Linked DNA regions of Homo sapiens: region 1 is linked to region 2. Evidence: read pairs that join two places in POLR2A ChIA-PET (ENCODE). Cell type or tissue: A673. All regions are shown on one strand. Each heading gives the region's core, and the rest is flanking DNA. Links, peaks and the distances in the headings are about the cores only. Region 1 has its middle 12 kb from the start of LINC02304. Region 2 has its middle 80 kb from the start of LINC02304.

Region 1 (5,383 bases), core at 120-5,119, 68 kb before region 2:
CCTCTGACAAACAAACACAGCCTTCCAGAGTTGAGGGAACCTCATTCCCGAAGGCGATTGTTAGCTGTGCAAGCCAAATGCCCTTGTCCTCCCCCGATGAAGGTCCCCGATGAATGGAGACATTTAGAAGTTTCCCATTTCTCTCTGATGTCAGAGATGTTTTAACCAGCTGGGGGCAGAATTACATTCTGGAAATTATAGGGGATGAGGGGAAAAAAAAAAAAAGTGAACATTACAAATACAGTAGTCTTTCGGATTCTGATCTTCACTATTAATGCATTATAAAACAACTTAAAAAATCCTATCAGGAGAAGTGATGTTTGAAGCCACGATATATTTTAAAAGTGTCAGGACATGGGCAAGTTTACATCTGACAAACAATTTAAATATTTCAATATATTTTATATCTTTAAAAAAAATTGCCAGGATCAAACCCAAGATGAAACTCTTTCATTTGGTACCTGGGTAGGAAAACATTGAGTTACAAATCTTTTTGACAATGTGGATTCTGGGTGTTACATAACCATTTTTAATCTTCTGAAATATTTCATTGCCTGGGAAAGCAAATCAGGGACTGGTATTGTGTGCTTTTAAATTCATTTGTCTTAACACCCTTTCACTTTCTTGTTCAGCTTTGATGGTGTGATTACTTCTCTACATAAATATAAGCCTGAATTCATTCTGGGTATAAGCCTTATCTCTTTCCTCAGTGGTGATAAGGGATGGAGAGGCCCCCTTTTTTTTTCCTGGTGGGCTTTAAAGTGAATTTAGTAGTGAATAGTGTCTGCTGTTTCAGAAAAGCCCATTTATTTCTCCTTATAATCAGAATAGCACAGACCACGGAGCCCAGCATTTCCTCATTCCAGGTTCAGACACAGGGAAGATTTATTGAGCATCTACTATGAATTGGACACCCTGCTAGGCATGGCCCTGCCAGGAGGAACAAGGCACACACCGTTGTCCTTTAGGGCTTGTCTGCATTAGCTTGTTTAAGCCTGTTTGTTGCCTGCACTAGGAAGGACAATTAACTTGCCCCCACTGTAGTCAGTGAGAGAGTGGGGAGTTAGACTCCAGGTTGTCTGAATCCAGTTTTTCCTTGCTGAGGACCCGGTCGAGGAGCAATGAGTGGGAGTAGGGAGGAAAAATCATGTCAGGCCATGGTAATGATGGGAGCTGGGGTCCCTGGAGGCAGGGAGGTGGGCGAATGGTTTGTCCTATGCTTTGCAATTGTCCTTAAGCTCATCACCAGGTTGGTGGTGGTGGTGGCAGGGCTGCAGGACGTGCTGGGTCAGCTCCTGGGTCATTCTAGATTGCCATGGAAAACCTTCCCCTACCGACATTTTATTTCTTCCAAAATTCCTTTTGCAGATTATTTCCCTTTCTTTTCTTCTTGGCTCTGTCAACCAAACAGTCTCAAAAGCAATGGGAGGTCCCCTCGCCCAGCTTTTCAATGCCTTGAAGGAAAAATGAAGCCCCCAGAAGGACTCAAGCTCCAGGGAAGTGCAGTTCCATGAATAACTCCCCTGGAATGCCTTAGCCAGAAAATGTCCAAAGCTGGTTCTGGCTGAGCTGGAGACGGAGAGACCTCCATGGACAGAAAGCCATGCCTTCTAGTTGCAGAGTGGCATCCTGGGGAGCAGAAATGTTCCATCTGGAGACAGTTCAGAAGGTAGGGTGGCCAGATTTAGCAAAGAAAGCTATAGGACTCCCAGTTAAATTAGAATTTCAGATAGACAACAAATAATATGACATTTGGGACATACTTATAAACATTATTTGTGTGTATCTGAAATTCAAATTTAACTGGGCCTCCTGAATTTAACCTGGTAGCCCTATCAGAAGGGTACACTCTGCTTCACTGGCCATGTCCTAACTGTTCTCTGTTCTGGTGCAAAGGAGCTAACTCATCCCTTGTATTCATTTATTTTTTATTTTTATTATAGTATTATTATTATTATTTTTGAGACGGAGTCTCACTCTGTTGCCAGGCTGGAGTGCAGTGGCATGGTCTTGGTTCACTACAACCTCTGCCTCCCGGGTTCAAGCGATTCTCCTGCCTCACCCTCCCGAGTAGCTGGGACTACAGGCGCACACCATCACACCCAGCTAATTTTTGAATTTTTAGTAGAGACGGGGTTTCACCATGTTGGCCAGAATGGTCTCGATCTCTTGACCTCGTGATCTGCCCGCCTCAGCTTCCCAAAGTGCTGAGATTACAGGCGTGAGCCACCACGTCTGGCCGTATTCATTTATTTAATTTTTTTTTAGTGATGACGGAAGAATCTATTTTAATTGGAAGGCGTGGCTTGGGGGGCTTTTCTTTCCTCTTCCAACTCTCTCAGTACTGTAGCCCCCAGGCCACCCCAGAAAAAGATATAAGAATACACTGTGAGTTGATTACAGCACTTCAGCTTTAAAACCAGGTCCCCAGTCCTCTCTTCCAAGCAGATAGGCACCCCCAGCCCCTCCCATGTAGAAATTCTGGAGCCTTACTGGCTTTAATCAAATGTGCTTTTAGTCTCACTCAGGCCAGTTAATCCCCATTTGTGGTGACTCCCCTGCTTATAGCAGACGCCGCTGGCGGCAGAGTCATCTTTATAAACGGCCATGGTGATCGCATCACACCTCTGCTTGCAAACCCTCGCCAGGAGATGACGTTGCTGTCACTAGAAATGACTCACCTGGAGAAGACATTTATGCAGCCAAAAGACATATGAAAAAATGCTCATCATTACTGGCCATCAGAGAAATGCAAATCAAAACCACAATGAGATACCATCTCACACCAGTTAGAATGGTGATCATTAAAAAGTCAGGAAACATCAGGTGCTTGAGAGGATGTGGAGAAATAGGAACACTTTTACACTGTTGGTGGGACTGTAAACTAGTTCAACCATTGTGGAAATCAGTGTGGTGATTCCTCAGGGATCTAGAACTAGAAATACCACTTGACCCAGCCATCCCATTACTGGGTATATACCCAAAGGACTATAAATCATGCTGCTATAAAGACACATGCACACGTATGTTTATTGAGGCATTATTCACAATAGCAAAGACTTGGAACCAACCCAAATGTCCAACAATGATAGACTGGATTAAGAAAATGTGGCTCATATACACCATGGAATACTATGCAGCCATAAAAAATGATGAGTTCATGTCCTTTGTAGGGACATGGATGAAATTGGAAATCATCATTCTCAGTAAACTATGGCAAGAACAAAAAACCAAACACCGCATATTCTCACTCATAGGTGGGAACTGAACAATGAGAACACATGGACACAGGAAGGGGAACATCACACTCTGGGGACTGTTGTGGGGTGGGGGGAGGGGGGAGGGATAGCATTAGGAGATATACCTAATGCTAGATGACGAGTTAGTGGGTGCAGCGCACCAGCATGGCACATGTATACATATGTAACTAGCCTGCACATTGTGCACATGTACCCTAAAACTTAAAGTATAATAATAATAAATTAAAAAAATTGTAGTATCCTTTAGTTTTAACAAAAAAATAAAAAATAAAAAAAAATAAAGACACATGCACACGTATGTTTATTGCAGCATTATTCACAATAGCAAAGACTTGGAACCGACCCAAATGTCCATCAATGATAGACTGGATTAAGAAAATGTGGCACATATACACCATGGAATACTATGCAGCCATAAAAAAGGATGAGTTCATGTCCTTTGTAGGGACATGGATGAAGCTGGAAACCATCATTCTCAGCAAACTATCACAAGGACAAAAAACCAAACACCGCATATTCTCACTCATAGGTGGGAATTGAACAATGAGAACACATGGACACAAGAAGGGGAATATCACACACTGAGGCCTGTTGTGGGGTGGGGGGAGAGGGAGGGGGAGGGATAGCATTAGGAGATATACCTAATGTAAATGACTAGTTAATGGGTGCAGCACACCAACATGGCACATGTATACATATGTAACAAACCTGCACGTAGTGCACATGTACCCTAAAACTTAAAGTATAATTAAAAAAAAAAGACATGACTCACCTGGCAAGCTCTTATTGTCCTTTAGGTCTCAGCTGAGATGCCCTTTCCTCTAGGAAGGATTTTCTCATCCTAACCCACCTGAACCCACCTCCCGGCAAAAAGCCCAAGGGTTAGAAGCCCTCCTGTGCACCTTCAGGGCACCTTAGAACCTCCCATCAGGGCTTCTGCCACCCTGTGTTATCATTTCACAAATGGCATGTCTGCATCTTTTCCTAGACTTTCAGCTCCTTCAGAGCAGGGGATCCCCCTTGTCCTTCACCATGTCCCAGCACCTAGCAGAGGCTGGTACAGAGCAGGTGCTCAGAGTGTGTTTGCCAAATGACTGACTACTAACCTAGTGAATGAGCAGGCCAATGGAAGAATCAATGAATGAATGACGGTGTTAAAGAGAGTTTCAGTGACTCAGTAAAACATTTTTGATGTAATATTCCACAAAAGGTTTCAGACTCTAAGTTGTGCACATATAATGGCTTTTATGCAATATTATATACATACTTTAAAGATTACTGAGTAAAGGGAAGAATCTCATTGCAGAAGCAAGGAAAAGTGACAGTGGTCCCACACTTACGAGGCCAGAGCCATAAAGTTGAATGCCTGTAGCAGCAGCTGCCTTTTACGGATTTCTGGGGCAGTCAAGCTTCAACTGCTAAAGACCGCAGGGTTAACTCATGGATGAGATCCTATACATTCTCAGTGGTGCCCCCATTTCTTTTTCCTACGAGGCCTTCTTTATTTAGGGTAGATACCAAGTACACAAAATCAAAAGGGCCATAGGAGTGTCAGAGGGGGCAGATTAGAGGAATATTCTTTATCTTTTAGCCGCTTGGCATCATCTCACCCTTCTCTCCCTTTGGGAAAAATTCTGGCTTCTACACGGACCCAGGAGGAGACCAGTCCTGGGTGACCCCCTCCTTCTGCTGCCTGTCCTCCCACACCAAGGAGCTCAGGTCCTTCTCCCACCAGCTTGGTGGTACAGCAAGGGGACAGGCTCATGACCTTGGCTCAGCCCATGAGACGCAAACTCCCAGATGCCAGCTTTGTGGACTTGGTGGCAGTTGGAGTGGGCCATGCTAGGTTGCCAATGCTGTCTCTGCTCCTGTGCCAGCGTAGTCCTACACAAGCCTGGTCCTCAGCCTCCCATCAAATCTGTCCACCCCTTGCCTTCTTCCAATAGCCTGCCCCCACTCCCTTTGTTGCAAAAAGCAGGCAGAGTAGGTTTCCACTAACTTTAACAAGAACTCATATACATACATCAATCGATTGGTTGAACAGCCAGTTGATCACTGAATCCATCTGAGGACCTCTATGTGACCAGCATTGTGCAAGGATGCTCTATCTGTCTCTGAGCACC
Region 2 (5,383 bases), core at 203-5,202:
TGTGTAAAGCACTCTAGATAATCCTTTATCTCACTGAATCCTAAGAGCAACTCTGTGAGAAAAATGTTATTAGCATCCCCATATTACTAAGGAGTTAACTGACATCTAGAGAGGTTAGGTATCTTTGTCCAGGTTCCTGGAGCTAGAATTCCAACTGAGGCCACCTGGCTCAAGAACAGAGATAGATAATGGCCTCCTGGAAAACAGCTTTGGCATTGACCCCAACAGCCAAAGTTCTCCAAAGCATTTGCTTACATTCAATATCTCATCCTTCAGCTATTGGTGAGTGAACATAGCTCTGCTGTATTTCTGTTTTACCTTTTCGATTTTTTTTTAACATTGTCACATTGGTATGGTCAAGTGGAAGAACGTCTCCTCCCACATGCTCCCGATTAGCTCTGAAGTTTTGGACAAGTCAGTCAAGCACTCTAAATTCTAAACATTTTCATCCATAAAATGGGAACAAATAACACCTACCTCACAGGATTAATGGGGAACTGGAAGTATTTGTGTATTTGAAGGTCCGTAATCCCAATCCTCTAGGTCTTCAGTAATCTAGGCCAGATTTGTGTCAGCACATCCTTGGTTTAAACTCTCTGATGTCAACTAAAGAAAGGATCTGATGCCTGATTTTGGAAGAATGTGTGCACCTTGCCCTCTTAAAACTCACAATCATGGCCAGTGTGATGCTGATCAACAGGGTCATATTTCTCTCTATTTAATTTAATTTAATTTATTTATTTATTTTGAGACAGAGTTTCACTCTTGTTGCGCAGGCTGGAGTGCAATGGTGTGATCTTGGCTCACTGCAACCTCTGCCTCCCGGGTTCAAGTCATTCTCATGCCTCAGCCTCCCGAGTAGCTGGGATTATAGCTGCCCTCCATGATGCCCTATTTTTTTTTTGTATTTTTAATAGAGACGGGGTTTTACCACATTGGCCAGGCTAGTCTCGAACTCCTGACCTCAGGTGATCTGCCTACCTCAGCCTCCCAAAGTGCTGGGATTACAGGCGTGAGCCACTGAGCCCAGCCGGAATTATATTTCTTGAAAACTTCAGAGAATAGTAATTGCCAGAACTCTCCTCTGTGCCTGGTGTCTAGAAATATTTTGGGAGCGGTATGATTTCTGAGGCAGAATAATGCTGAAGAGAGGTGGCATCCAAAATAGCACATTTTTTTTTTTTTAAGTCTGAACAAGGGCATTTGCAGTATGAAAGTGGAATGTTAATTGAAATCGGACTCTGCCAACAGGAGCTTTGGAAGGAGCCCAATCAGGATTAGACTAATTAAGACATCTTTAAAATTGAACAGGTTGGACTGTCTTAAGAATTGAACCAAATGAAAACTATATGCTCAGGAATGTGACTCTGGAGGTTTGAAAAAGCAAAACAAACAAACATGAAAATAATTATGGTAAAGTCAAAGGAAGGAAGAAAAGATACTAGAGCCGTGGACTTGAGCAAGTCATCGTAAAACACCTCGCTGGAAACAAAATATTCTTACATGTGGCTGACACTGGCAGATTGCTTTAGTGTTGGGAAGACAGTCTTTCAAACCGAATTGGAAATAAGCCCGCTGGTGTTATTTTACAGGCCACGTCGGGTGTTTTATAGGGAACATCTTCCCCATACTTGAACTACCATTCCAAAGGCCAAAATATTTAAACAGAGGTCATTTAACATTTTAACATAAAGTGTCATGTACTTGAAAAAAATGGTTTTTAAATGTTTTAACATGTTTTCTCTCTAGGCTTCTCTTCCTTTGTTTCCTCCTGAGCCAATCAAAAAGTCTTTATTTTAATATGTTGCTAAATAAAGTAGTAGTTTTGCAAAAAGCACAGAAAAGACGGCTGATTTTTTTAGGTTGTGTGAAGTACTGAACTGACAGCCTATATTTAGTATAATGATTTATTTGCTCTTCCGGAAAGCTAACAATTTACCGTAAAATTTTGGATACAAAAGGTGAGGTTATACCAACTACACAATATAATCAATAGTGTTACAGTACATCAGAAGATTCCAGTCCTACCGAAAAATATTTTGACAAGAGTTAAAACAGTTAAAACTTAATCGTATTTGCTTATTATCAGAAACAGTAGTATGTGTGCTGACTGCATCACAATAAATATTTCTGTGATTAGGAAACTTGTTATAGTCCAACAGCAAGTTTGCTCAAGCCTTAAATTATTTTTCATAATCTGTAAATAATGTTGACATTACTTTGGCATTACAATAAATATTAAGGCTATTTGGAAGGGAATTTGCTAGTTTAGATGCCTGCCTAACAAAACAAACTTATTTATATTATTGGCACATAAGACAGGGAAACATCACAGGCTTCTGCATTTGGCAAACCAGGCTGACATATTTCACATTATCATTACATTTGTTCTGGGGATCAAAAGTCATATAATTAATATACTAATAAACTATTCTGTAGGGCTGTTTTTCAGAAGAATATTACCACATGCTTTTTAAATAACATAATAACTGAAGGCTTATTCACAATAAATACCAATTGATAATAAAAGTCAACTGAACGGTTTAACCATTTATATTAACAGCAAGTAATGCAAACTTAGCACATGGGGAGGAATAAACAAGGGAGAAAATTGAAGTTTTCAGAGTAATTTTTACAGGCAAATGGATTGTGATTTGTGGGGTAGATAGGGAAAATGAAATCTAGATGCCAGTGGTTACAGGCAGGGATTTTTCTACTAGCTGCAGTGTTATTTTTCTGTACTAAATAAGAGGAAGGAAAGAGGTTATAGAGAAGGGAGAAAAAAATATTTCTTTACAAATGATTTAGTTTTTAATATGAAAAGAAACTGTCCCTGTTTCCTGTTGCACCACCTTAAACTGATCACATTATCCATCCTTCTTTTGGCAAAAAGGGTTAAATCCTGGCTCTGCTACTTGGGTTAGCTTTCAACTTCTGGACCTCCATATTCTTTCTGTAAAACATGGGCATCATTATGGTTGAGACAACAGCATCACAAGTTGTTCAGAAAACTCCTGCACAGGTTTGAAACATCAGCTCCCAAGCCTAGTGACTTAGGGGACACTACTGATCTTTCAGTGAAATTTCCCTGAGCGTTTACTGTGTATGAGGCCCTTTGCTTGGTGCTCATACTCCTGTTTGGTGCTTCACAGTTCGTAAATTGCTTTCTCATACACTGTTTAATTGTACCAAAACATATCTCGATGCTTCGCTGTCTCTTGCATGCCAGATCCAATTCATTAGCACATTCTTTTTGTTCTACCTTCAAGATCTATCCTGTCTTATTTCATTTCCCACCACTGCTTCCTGCATTCTCCCCCACTAGTCCAAACTGCCACCATTTCTGGTCTTGCACCTTCCTGTTTTTCCCTCACTCTCTCTGTCCAGCTGTTCAGACGTCCTCCCTGCTTTTCCTTTTCTTTTTTTTCTTTCTCTTTCTTCCTTCCTTCCTTCCTTCCTTCCTTCCTTCCTTCCTTCCTTTCCTTCCTTCCTTTCCTTCCTTCCTTCCTTCCTTCCTTCCTTCCTTCCTTCCTTCCTTCCTTCCTTTCTCTCTCTCTCTCTCTCTCTCTCTTTCTTTCTTTTGATGAAGTCTCACTCTATCGCCCAGGCTGGAGTACAATGGCACGATTGCGGCTCACTGCAACCTCCAGCTCCCAGGTTCAAGTGAACCTTTTGCCTCAGCCTCCCCAGTAGCTGGGATTACAGGCACACACCACCAAGCCTGGCTAATTTTTGTAGTTTCCTTTAGTAGGAATGGGGCTTCATCATGTTGGCCAGGCTGGTCTCGAACTCCTGACCTCATGATCAGCCTGCTTTGGCCTCCCAAAGTGCTGGGATTACAGGTGTGAGCCACTACACCTGGCCCCTTCCTCCCTGCTTTTCAAAGGCACAGGCATGCGCCTTCATCCCCAAGCCTTTGCTCTTAGCCTTGGGAGAGTCTCTGCAGAAAACCCCACTGCTCATCTCTGGCTTAATTTGAGCCTTTGCTCAGCATCATTTTTGCAGAGAGGTCTTCCCTGATGCCCTAAGGTGGCACTCACCCCTTTTTCTCTCCCTGGCTGTGGTTTAATTCGTAGCGCGTGTCATTCCTTGGGACACACTTCTATGTGGTCTATGTGTCCATCTGTGTGCTCATCGTCACTCTTCTCCTCGACAGTGTCAGCTCTGTGAGCATAGGGCCATTGCTTGTTCAGCCCACTGCTGTCCTATGCGGTGCACCTAGAGAAATCTCTGGTACACAGCAGGTGCTCAATAAATGTTATTTGAGTACAACATAAGGCGGACTAGGAAGATATTATCCCTGCTTTACATATAATGAGTCTGAGGTCCAGAGAAGCTGGTCGCTTACTCAGGCCCACAGTGAGGAGGTGACAGAGCATGGCCTCTGTCTCCAACCCAAGCACTACTGGCCAGCCTCTGCCTTCTGGTGCCTTCTCGTGAGGCCTCACTCTTATTTCCAGTTCCCAGGAGCAGCACTTGATGGGCACCTGCCCATCAGCAAATCTCATGGCGCAAACACCAGAACTCCATCTGTCCTCTCTGTGGCTGCCATTCATATCTCTCTCTCTGTTTTTTTGATATGGGTCAGCCCAAAGTCCTATGGCAAATTAGCTCACTTCCCATGTCTTGATCTTCACTGTGAGGAGTGGCCTGAGGTCAGATCTAATGACGTGGGCCTTGGTGACTATGGATGAAGGTGTCTGGACATGAGTGGCTGGCGAGGCCAGGCATGGAGGAGCTCCGCGATGGGCAGCTTATGCCCTCCATATGCCTGCTGCCCACCATACCCCATGTCCTAATAGAGACTTGCAGACACCTGACTCTGGGTTCCCCAGCAGGGCAAGATTAGGCTCAGAATTGGACTTGAGCCCAGGGAAAAAGGGGGAGTGAGGAAGGGAGTGTCAGAGTCCAGAAATAAAGAGCCGACATTAGGAGCGAGTGGTGGGAGGTGAACAAGGAGTTAGGAGAACGAAAATGACAAGGAACAGAAAAGGGCCCTGCGTTAGGGCGCGCCTAAGTGGGAAGAGTCCATAGATTCTTGTCATCCTGGAGAAAACAAGCTGTTGGGGAGATGTGGGGAGTCTAGCTCAGCGCTCTGCCTTTGACCACAAGATGACTCTTCAGTGCTTATTTTTAAAATCATATCTTTCTTCTTCTTATTGGAAACTGGTAAAGTTTATTAGAGAATACTAGCAAAAAATACAGGAGAGTATAAGGAAAAAAATTAAAACTATCTGTAAACCAAGATAATTAAACGTTCTGATTGTGTTCCTTCTAGGTGTTTTCTTTTTTTTCTGCTGTGTTCATCTATAATATAATTATTACAAATGTGAAATTGGCTTTTTGTCCTAGTCTTTGCATTTAGTCTTTATGAAGTCGTGAG

The links. ChIA-PET counts read pairs that join two places held together with the same protein. Peaks named below come from ENCODE experiments on the same cell type or tissue, not always from the same donor. Only the 100,000 strongest peaks of a DNase experiment are listed, where the experiment ranks them.
Region 1: POLR2A ChIA-PET joins it to region 2 with 10 read pairs; 1 of 35 experiments calls an interaction of 5 or more read pairs at or near these places.

Annotation. Positions count from the first base shown.
Region 1 is chr14:97,164,094-97,169,476 of GRCh38, forward strand. No RefSeq gene overlaps it. Among named protein-coding and RNA genes, the nearest start is that of LINC02304, 12 kb to the left of the region's middle. In A673, for the core only: a CTCF peak has its summit at 162 (motif pointing right); a DNase peak (open chromatin) is centred at 148; H3K27ac peaks cover 3,192 bases.
Region 2 is chr14:97,232,272-97,237,654 of GRCh38, forward strand. No RefSeq gene overlaps it. Among named protein-coding and RNA genes, the nearest start is that of LINC02304, 80 kb to the left of the region's middle. In A673, for the core only: no CTCF peak of the experiment used is centred there; DNase peaks (open chromatin) are centred at 1,266, 1,390, 3,300 and 3,640; H3K4me3 peaks cover 413 bases; H3K27ac peaks cover 4,901 bases.